Regions from separate parts of the Homo sapiens genome. Here region 1 is linked to region 2. The links are chromatin contacts, found by Hi-C or POLR2A ChIA-PET in ENCODE. All regions are on one chromosome and are shown on one strand. Each heading gives the region's core, a stretch centred on a gene start or an enhancer-like site at or near the end of the contact. The rest is flanking DNA. Distances are from core to core; before and after follow the strand shown.

Region 1 (5,551 bases), core at 283-2,782, 1.4 Mb after region 2:
CACCTTTGTGGCCTGCACCTGGAGAGAACAGTGTCTGTTCTATGGAAAGGGCCCATGGAGCAGTGTGAGTGCTGGGTGTGCTCCCAGCAGGGCTGCCACCTCCTCTGTCTGCCACTTGGCTCTTTCCAGAGGAGGCTGGGCCCCAGCAACGCAGCTCTAAGAACCTCTAAGAACATTTAAGAGGCTCACCAGTTATGACTGACTGAACGATGGGAAATTCAGTGGCTGATGACACAGTAGTTGTAGGAAGGAGTTTACCCCTGAAGCTTGTTCTTCATTAACCCTTTTGGGACTATGCATCACCTTTGAGAACCTGCTAAAAGCCATGGACTGACACCCCCTGCAGTATCAGGGTGTATTAGTCTGTTTTCACGATGCTGATAAAGACATACCTGAGACTGGGAAGAGAAAGAGGTTTAACTGGAATTACAATTCCACATGGCTGGGCAGGCCTCAGTATCATGGCGGAAGGTGAAAGGTACTTCTTACATGGCAGTGGCAACGGAAAAATACGGAAGAAGCAAAAGTGGAAACCCCTGCTAAACCCATCAGATCTCATAAGGCTTATTCACTATCATGAGAATAGCATGGGAAAAACTGGCCCCCATGATTCAATTACCTCCCCCTGGGTCCCTCCCACAACACGTGGGAATTCTGAGGGATACAATTCAAGTTGAGATTCGGTGGGGACGCAGCCAAACCATATCACAGGGCTAGTGGGTCACTCCATGGAAACCAGGCTACATACTCTCATTCACCAAGGCTACTCTGGGGAACTCCAGCAGCTTCTTGGAGCGTGGCAGGACTCAGAGTGGGGAGCCCATGAGGCCTCAGGCAGTGGAGCAGGAGATATATGGCTTACTTAGATAGATTTCCACTTCTTATCAACAATTTTTCCTGCAAGCTGCTTTTTTCCAATGGAAACTCTGCCCTTAGCTTTGTCAACAAGATTTCTGGGCTGATTACTGCTCTCCAGGTAACAGGCAGGCTATGCCCGTCACTGCTGGAGAGTGGCCGGTGACGCATAGGGGACTGGCCCATTTAGAAGCTGCAGTTCAATCTCTCTGGTTTTACAACTGAAGAAACGGAGGCCGTGAAAGTAGAACCATGGGTATTTAGAGGCTGGGATGGGTAGCAGGGAGGGGAAGATGGGGAGAGGTTGGTTAACAAATACCAAATTAAAGCTGGACAGGAAGAATGGATTCTGGTTTTCTGCAACACTGCAGGGTGACTCTGGTTAACTATAATTTACCTTCTATTCCCCAAAAGCTAGGAAAGAAGATTTTGAATGTTCACAACACAAAGAAATGATAAATGTTTGGGGCAATACATAAGCGAATTGCCCTGATTTGATCACTGCACATTGTGTACCCATATTGAAATATCACTCTGTATTCCATATGTACAATTATTATGTGTCAACTACAAATAAAAAGAAAAAATTCTAAGAAAGTCAATAAAAACAAGAGAGGAGAAGTATACTCCCTTACTGCGTGGCCTTGGACATGTCACTTCCTCTCTGATGGCCTCAGTCTCTTCTCAGTCTCCTCTGAGGTAATCAGAGAGGAAGTGACATATCCAAGGCCACACAGTAAGGAAGTATACTTTCTCACCTCCAGCCTGGCCGAGTCCAGTACCCCCAATCGCCTGCCTGAGCAGCTTCAGGGCGAGGATGTGGTGTGGGGTAGGAATGGGCCATGGAAGCTGGTGTGTACTCTCCCTTTGGGGCTGAGAGTTCCCTGTAGGAGGCCTGATGCAGACTGCAGCAGGTCCTCCCAGCATTGACTACATTCTTACAATCAACACAGAGAAACAAAAATGTTGCTAGGATCACCCACATGCTCCTGCCCGACTAACTCCAGCTCCTGGCTTCAGCTCCCGTGGCCAAAGACATGAACAAGAACTCAAGACAGGGAGTACTTTAGAGGAAAGTGGGATACGCCTGGCCTGAGCTTTCTCTACTCCAGGTGGGTCTTCCTGGGACACTAGCATGGGGGTACTTCCCAAGGATATCTGCTACAGGGAAAAGTTGATGAGACAAGGAGGCTATTTGTTCAGTGACTTGGAGACCAAGAAATAGAAACTGGGGCATCCCCAAAGGGAGAGAGTAGGTCCAGCCCTTCTTTGGGGAGACCCAAACTACTGCTAGTGTTAGTGCAGCTGATGGCTAAATGGGATTTTCTCTGAAAACAAAAACAAAAACAAAAAAGCAGCTCAAGACAGCGGGAGAAAGCTGCTTCCAAGCCACTCCCAAGCCCAGCTTCCAGTGTGCCTGTGTGCCTCCCTCCAGGCTAAGCATCTGTCTTAACGCTGGGACCCGCAGCCTGAGTCCACATAGGCCTGAGCCACGGTTTTTTGTTTTTTTTTTAATTGCACATCACTCCTTTATTATACTGATCTGGAAAAAGGATTTAGTACAGTTATGCTCAAATGAACACTGGACCCATGTGGCAGGACCAAGCAACTAGAACATGATTCAAAAAATCAGTGAAAGACACATTTGGACAGGACCAAGAGGCATTTCACTGCCACGAAACAAGGCGGGGAGGGATTCTAAAACACACAGCAGGAAGCACTCCTGCTCCTCAGAGGTCAAGGAGCTTATCCCATATTAGTATGAGGAATGGCTTATTTTCTGACGACCACATGAGGGACTATTTCAACTGCCACGAGAAACCCCAGAAAGGTTATTGTTTTGTATTTTACATATATGTAATATGTATTTTATATATATTATGTATGTAATATATATTTTATATATATATATATATATAAATCTAACACATAAACTAAATTCAGGATTGATCCCAACCTTCTAGAGCCAGCTCCTCTGGGGTCAGGGAGGAAACGGTTGTCACGTCACCAGGCAGGTTACATTCATCTTCCACTGGAATGACTAGAGCCCCAAGGCAGTGGCCTGACTGCAGAAGAGCAGAGGACTGGCTCCTGGGGGCAGACAGGCTGTCTTGCTTCTCCTCATTGGTTATGGCTTAGCACGGTTCCTCCCCACAAGTCCTTACTAAACAAAACACTCGCAAAAACCCAAGTCACTACCTTTAAACTCTCTTGGATAAGGGGAGCTTTCCCACAGCTTGGACTGAGAACGTGTGCCCTAGAAGTGCTATTCTGACTAGATTGTATGAAGGGAGTGGGTGCAGGAGACAAAATGGCTAAAATGAAAATGGGAGCCACTGGTCCCCATCTGCAGCTACAACTCAAGATGTCTACAGATGTGGTCAGTGTGACATGTGCAGGAGGGAGGGGCAGAGGGACGCGATGGGCAGGGAGGGTGCTCCTGGGGACAGTGGCCTGCCCAGGCCTGAGCCACTCTTGCTCAGGCAAACCTCTTTGAGGCCCAACAACCTACCCCTATCCAGGGTGGCCAGGCTTATTTTCCTTATTTTCCTTCTGGGACCAACGTGATCTCTGAGTCACGTAGACTCTTCCGCATTGTGTCAAAGGTCAGTATTCAAACCCCAGGTCCTACCAGCTCTGAGATATTTGGGATCCTTGGGATCAGACCCCTTGCCTTTGTCCAGCTACCTGGGCCAGCCTGATGCCCCTGGCCACCTGACCACTGTTCAGATGCCCCCAGAGCCCATTCCTGTCTCCTTATCTACAAACAGGGACATGATAATACCTGAGTCTCAGTTCTTGTGTGGGGATCAAACGAGCTGATCTCTGAGTAGCCCTCAGAAGGGTGCCTGGCACACCATAAGCTTTATGTGTTAACTATTATTATTATAACTGTACCTGGCTTTAGTATAATCAATGGAGAATCCAGGAAAATGAGAAGAACTTCAGGCCCGAGAGAGGTGCTGTGAAGGGCAGGATGCCTGCTTCTCAGTCCCAAAAGCTCCACCCCAAACAAACGTTGCCCAGAAAGCCACAATTTTGCTGAGCTGGGAAAAAAACTGACCACCCCACCCACTGTCTGTGGCTTCTAAAACTCTTTCAAAACTTCTTGGGGTGAGGAGAAATGAGTTGTTCTAATCTCTCTCCTAACAGTCAGAGAAGCTGAGCTACAAATCTGGACTTTTCCTCCACGTAAAACATAAAGCCTGTGGCTCCCAAGTTGTCACTGATTACCACCCTTACAGCCATCATCCTTCCTGTCCCTTCTCATCCAGTGTCACCTCCATCCCCCACCTCCCCCATCATCAAGTGCTGATCCTGTACCTGCATCTGTTCTCACTCTAGTGGGACCTGAAGCTTGACTACCTCCAGGATGCCGATGCCCCGCTGTCTGTTACCAGGGCAGCGGCACCACCACCACCCACCCCCACCCACCACCACCTGAAGCAGAAAGCAGAACTCAGGAGAAGGCTGAGGTGGGTGCCGAGGGGCTGGAGTCAGGAGGTGGCAGCGAGAACCGTGGAAGCCCTGGCAGAAGAATGGCCCTGCCATGCCCCTTCACCTAGACATGGGGTGGGCTCTGGCTCAGTGGGCCTGGACTTCTGGCTGCCCCAGCTCTTGAAGGCCTGGGAAGGCCATTCACTTATCCTGGGATAGATTCTGAAGCCTGTGTCAGAATCAGGGAAGGATCCCCAGGGTCCTCTGAGATGGGCAGGGCTGGGCTAACTCTCCACCAGGCAGCTCCGGTCCCATGCACGGCTGATTTGCCCAAACGTACCGTCTCCATCTTCTAGGTTATTAGTGAGGGTGGACACTTCCCCTGTACTGTGTTCATGCAGCTTCTCAGGACCTGGGCCACGTAGGAAGTTCCCACTCACTTTCAAGGGCAGCAGCAGTCACCCCAAGGTGACATCGGCTGCTCCTCCATTTCTGATTAGAATGACTTCCCCCTAACAAGCTTTTCCAGAGCTGTTTGGTCAGGCTTCTGGCCATCCTTCTGGGTAGGGTCCCTCTTCAGGACACCCCTGGAGGGCCAGGGATAGGATGTGGCGGCATTTCTTCTTGGCCTCACACTGTGGTGGACATTGACTCTGGCCTCTGCTGCCTTATCTCTGATAGGGTCCCTGCCTATGTTTAAGTGCCAGCCACATGGAAAGGCCTGTACTGGAAGTGAGAGACACAGTGGTGAGCAAGACATAGACCCTGTCCTCTAGGAGCTTACAGTCTACCGCGGGTTGGGGGGTGGGGATGGGGGACAAACAGGAACCTCCAATTCAGTACGACACATCCTACGATCCAGGTAAGTGCCAGGTCTAGAGGGAGCATATGCAAGAGCCTCTGCCTCATCTTGGTGAGAAAAGAGAAGAGAAGGCTCTTTGGAGGCTGTCCCCTCTCAACCTCTCCACGGAGACAGGAAGGAGCAGAGGAGTTTAATGTGGTGTGGTAAGAGGCGTAAGGAGCACTCCAGGCAGAGGATACTGCACATGCAAAAGCTGAGAGCGAAAGGGAAAGAACATGTTTGGGACAGAGAAACTCATTCAATGTGGCTGGAGAGAGGGAGAGGGTGCCAGGAAGAGACGTAATAACTGGCCACACTCATGTCAAAGGCCTGTAGGAAGTACATTCCACTCTTTTCTCTGCTTCTTCAAGTTAAACCCAGTGAGTCTTGAATATCAGGAATTTTTAATTATTGCCA
Region 2 (4,872 bases), core at 640-3,139:
CATCCTTGTGCAGTATTACCACATGTTAGATCTTCCTGTCGTTATTTAGAAGTAACAGCTAAAGCAATCATTCCTACACACTTCATTTTGACAGTGCAAAAGCTTTAAAATATGTTTCCCTGATGGCAAAATATGCTTGATAACCAGAGAGAACTATCCTTTAAAAAGCAGTTTTTAGTGCACAAACAGCTGTCTTCCATTTTTGGCATACAAAGGGAACAACTAAAATGACTAATCTCACTAAGTATTACAATAAAAGTGCTGACAAAACCTTAACTATATACTTCACATCTTTAGTAGCCCTGTAATTACAGCTCCAGTTTAAAAAAAAAAAACAACAAAACAAAACCACAACAACTTCTAGAGCACATTTAATTGCTATTTGCACTTATCATTGTCTTTCTTCCCATAGGAGGGTTATACACTGACCCCCAATATCAGTCATTTATCTGTCCCGGAAAGGTAAATGTGTTATTGAATACGACATCTTTTTTTAATGTCATTTCTATTATCCTAGCAGATACTCTGGAGGATAACTAATAGTGCTTGATCAGAATTGGGGCTTGGACAACTTAGTAAATATCATGCTGCCATCTATACTTTATTAACTGTCAACCTGCATTGATTTTTATCTTTTCCTGTACAAATAAGTTTTGTGAATTGTGTATCAGTGAAGCAGAAGCCTAACAATAATCTCCAGGACATTATATTTAGAAAATGTTCATTTAAAAATATGTTTAGGGTTACCAAGGGATAAATAAAGGAGATTTTTTTTTTAAATCAAGTTTACCTCTGTATTACTTAATATATTTAGGAATTGTTCCTCAAAAAATCATCAGGGCTGTAGGTAAGTTTGCAGTCACATCTGCCTTTCCTAACATGTTTTCTTTTTTTCTTTTCTTGCTTTCTTTCTTGCTTTTTTTTTTTTTTTTTTTTTTTAGGTGGAGTATGTTGCCCAGGCTGGAGTGCAGTGGCGTGATCTCTGCTCACTGCAACTTCTGCCTCCCAGGTTCAAGTGATTCTCGTGCCTCAGCCTCCTGAGTAGCTGAGATTACAGGAGCATGCCACAGTGTCCAGCTAATTTTTGTATTTTTAGTAGAGAGGGGGTTTCACCATGTTGGCCAGGCTGGTCTTGAACTCCTGACCTCAGGTAATCCGCTTGCCTCGGCCTCCCAAAGTGTTGGGATTACAGGCGTGAGCCACCGCGCCTGGCTTCCTAACATGTTTTCATTTTCACATTTCCTCTTGGAATCCTGTAATGAGCTGGAGATGGGAAAAGGGATTTATGCTTCTGATCTTTTTTGAGACCCACTGGTGGGAGAGTAGGTGTTGTGACCAGTGTCTGTGGTGGCCTCTATAATTCTTAGTCCCACCTTGGACATCCTTGTTGGTTTACGGCATTAGGATGTTGGCCCCTCCCAGGAGGGCCTGTGGAGCCTATAGCCACATTCCTGCAGGTTGCAGCTGCAATGCTTAATCCTGCCAGTCTGACTGTACAAAGGACAACATCCTAAGGATAGTTAGGAGCACAGAGTCAGATGCTGGGTCTCCCACTTAGAAAGTGCATGACCTTGGGCAATTTTGCATAGCTTTTCTAATTCTTAGTTTTCTTACATGTATAACAGGGATACTACTACTACATCGCTATGAGAAAAAATGAGATAATATGTATGAAGCTCTTAGCACACTGCCTGGCATAATGAAAGCATTCAGAAAGTGATGGCTATATTTATTATTTTGACTAACAGGAGACTCAGACTACAATGCAGCACGTCCGGAAAAATGTTTAGACACAGGAAGCTATTCTGGAGAAACTGCTTACATTAAGATTCTTTTGACTGTAAAGAAACGAAACCTTGTTTGAACTAGCTTCCGCCAGAAGGAGACTGAATGAAAGTCATAGGGCAAAGATGAAAGGTAGAGTAAGCCTCACAGGGTGGGGCTGGGAGCTAGAAGGCACAGCTGGGCTACTCTATCTTTTCATATCATCGTGGCCTTCCCATCTCTGCCTCTGTCTATGCTTCTGTTCCCTCCCGCCCCGTCTTGACCAAATTCCTCTGCTTACTCACCTTGCGTATGACTCCAGTGGCCTTCCCGACAGCACTGATAGCAACTGGCTTGTGTGTGTCTTGATACACAATTTGTGAGGGTCTGATTGGCCCAGCTCATCTGTTTGAGCTGGACCACATGAGTCATAAGCCACTGTCTAGCTAACGGATTGAGTTCTCTTTGGTCAGTTGTTCATCATGATCCAGTCATGGCCCATGCAGTTAAGATCATATGGGAGGATAGAGCTGCCTCTTTCAGACCAGTGGGCAGAGCAGGTTTTCTTGAAAAGATTAGGAATATCTAGTACAGTTTTCCTGAGAGACTTGACCACCCTGCTGCTGGCAGTTTTGGTGATTTAGTCCTAATGACAAGGACCCAATTATGGAGAAGTAGAGAAGTCCTAAAAACTGGTGGTGTCTCTACTTGTCTCCCCAAATGTGGCTGCTGTCAAGGTAATTGCTCAGTGAAGAAGTGTTTCTCCATCTGTGCCTTTCAGGGCAGAAGGTCAGAATGGGAAGGACTATGCCAGATTTTTCCAAGCATAGGAAAGAGCAAGTAAAGAGACTGGGGATGGAGATGGGAGGAGGCTAGGGGTAGGAGATAGTTCATGTGGGTAAGGATGCTAAATCAGTGTGGCTAGCTTGTTGAGGAACTGTGACTCCTCAGGGAGGTCAGAGAAAAGCAGGCGTGGGAAGTCCTTTAGGCTCAGGGAAGTGGCTGACCCAAGAGGGGGAATACATTCTAAATTCCTCTGGCACAGAGCCCCAGGGGCCTGGTGTTTCTCTCTGTTCTGACAAGGGAGGTGGCTGTTTGCCTGGCGGAGCTGCTCACTGCAAGCTGCAGCTGTGCCTCATTCTCCCATGTGACATTGAGTTCTCTGGAGAGCTGGACCAGGGCAGCTGGAACAGGTTAGTAAAGACAAGGATTCCCCAGATGTGTAAATCCTAAACCAGACAAGGAGTTCTTCATGTTCTCCCCAAGGAGGAATGGTTTGGAGTCACTGACTACAGTTAAAATGCAAAAGAAGGTCTGTTGCTGTGGAGATATCTGGAATAGGGCCTAGCCCTTGAAGTAATTGATAAACACCTGAAGTCCTCGCTCCTGGTCTTGCCCAAAAGTCTTCACATTTTCACTTTGGTTGGGGGAGGTGGTAGCTTGATTATGACAAAGTCTCCTGGTCTCATTTAGTTGCCTTTTAGCAAATAATGTGACCCATTGTGCCAAGTGGATGGGAAGGGAGCTTCTCTTATTCCCTGGGCAGTAACCAAATGGTCTTAGACAAGAGAACCAGCAATTCAGGTTTTGGATCAGTGCTTTTGTGCCCCTTACAGAGAAGGGAGAGGGTGATGGACAGCAACATGGCGAGGAGGGGAAGTCCACAGAAAGCAGTCGCCAGCAGATTGAAGCAATGATAATTAAAGTAACAACAATAAGAGGTACCATTTATTTAGCACCTACCATTAGGCCTTTGCACACATTTATTTCTCCACAAGCCCTGCAAATTAGCTATTAAAATATCTGTTGTACAGATGAAGGAACTTAAAGTGATTAAATAACTTGCCCAAATCCAGACAGTGGCTAAATTGGAGTCTGAGACTCAGTCTATCTGACACCAATGTCCATGGAAGTTCTGCTACCATTCGCTGATTCTCCAGATTGAGATGCTAAAAATAATAAAGAGGATACAAACAATTAAAAAATGAAAGAAGTTTCACTTAGAGGTCTGGATGAGAGAAAGAAAGAAGACGAGACACTAAGCCAGAATGGGAAGAGAGAGGCACAGGAAGGGCAGCCATGGTCCGGGATTTGAGGATAGCATAGATTCACTGAAAAGTTCAGGTCGTCTGGGTTGTCTGGGCATGTGGGTTTAGGACCCCTTTGCTAGGGAAAAGAATAAAGCTCAGTTGGAGGGTGCCAAGAAAAGGTGGAAAATAAATCCATATACTTTTCCCAGGATTGTCTACATTCCAGAAAAGTTGAAAAGGAGTGTTCTTTAGAGTCCAAGAAGAAAAATCAGCAAGAAGAAAAATGCCTTTGGGCATTTTTTTTTTTCAAAACTAAAAAGCAATGTATTTATCTTTGCCAGCATTCAAGTAACTAGAAGTATTCTGGATGGGGCCACATTTCAAAAAGCTCTGAGTAGGCGCACAGGTGCAATGCCAAATGCAACAGCTGAGAGGCCACCTCCCCACCCCGCTGGCCCTACCCCCTGCTCTGTCCCCTCCAGAGTAGCAATGCTAACAGCTGACCTACCGAAACATGCAAATCTAATGTTACATGACAGGGACTAATCCATGTGTGAACTTCTGAAAAGTGAACTCTTCTCTTTTGGGCACTTCAGATTTTCATTGGAAAAATCATATTGTGTTGAGAAAAATTTCTAGAGACATCTTTGTGTTCTGCTAATTAAGTAGAAAAGTCCTAAATTTCTCTATTTGTCAATCTTTATGAAGGTTTCCCCAGAATATAAGTCTCTCCATTGGGAATACAATAAGTGAGGAGAGCTCAGGGACTGAAGTTTTCATCATAAAGAGTGATGTCTTACTACAAAGAGTGTCAGCAAAATCTTAAAACACGTTGGTTTATTTTTAATGGCAAGACAGTCTCTATATATGATCATGACGCCTCCAACTGTATGAATTGCTACACAATGTGCCATGTTCCTTTGTGACTCCAGGGATGAGCTTATTGAGACATGGAGCAGTGTACAATGTGAGGCACATCATTTTCTAAACTGTATTCTGTAAAAACTACTCCCAAGATAAGTTCTTTGAAAAGAGGGTATCATAGTTAAATCAAATTGAGAATTGCTGCATATAAAAA

The links. A loop is a pair of places that touch in the nucleus more often than their neighbours do. ChIA-PET counts read pairs that join two places held with the same protein, here RNA polymerase II (POLR2A). Pooled maps may share reads with other maps.
Region 1: a loop to region 2 is called in a map of naive thymus-derived CD4-positive, alpha-beta T cell, with 5 times the contacts of the local background. The contact joins two enhancer-like sites. A Hi-C loop is called at or near these places in 1 of 168 maps with a recorded cell type or tissue (naive thymus-derived CD4-positive, alpha-beta T cell) and 1 of 50 pooled maps. POLR2A ChIA-PET finds 5 or more read pairs at or near these places in 1 of 52 experiments (activated CD4-positive, alpha-beta T cell).

What each region holds. Positions count from the first base shown.
Region 1 is chr12:47,887,624-47,893,174 of GRCh38, forward strand. The region is part of intron 1 of VDR (vitamin D receptor); the gene reads right to left. Among named protein-coding and RNA genes, the nearest start is that of VDR, 15 kb to the right of the region's middle. RefSeq lists an enhancer at 1,637-1,816. Within about 2 kb of position 1,533, at least 3 of the 41 ENCODE cell types and tissues checked have a DNase peak (open chromatin) inside an H3K27ac peak, as active enhancers do.
Region 2 is chr12:46,522,187-46,527,058 of GRCh38, forward strand. All of the region lies in intron 3 of SLC38A4-AS1 (SLC38A4 antisense RNA 1), which reads left to right. Among named protein-coding and RNA genes, the nearest start is that of SLC38A4-AS1, 140 kb to the left of the region's middle. Within about 2 kb of position 1,890, at least 21 of the 41 ENCODE cell types and tissues checked have a DNase peak (open chromatin) inside an H3K27ac peak, as active enhancers do.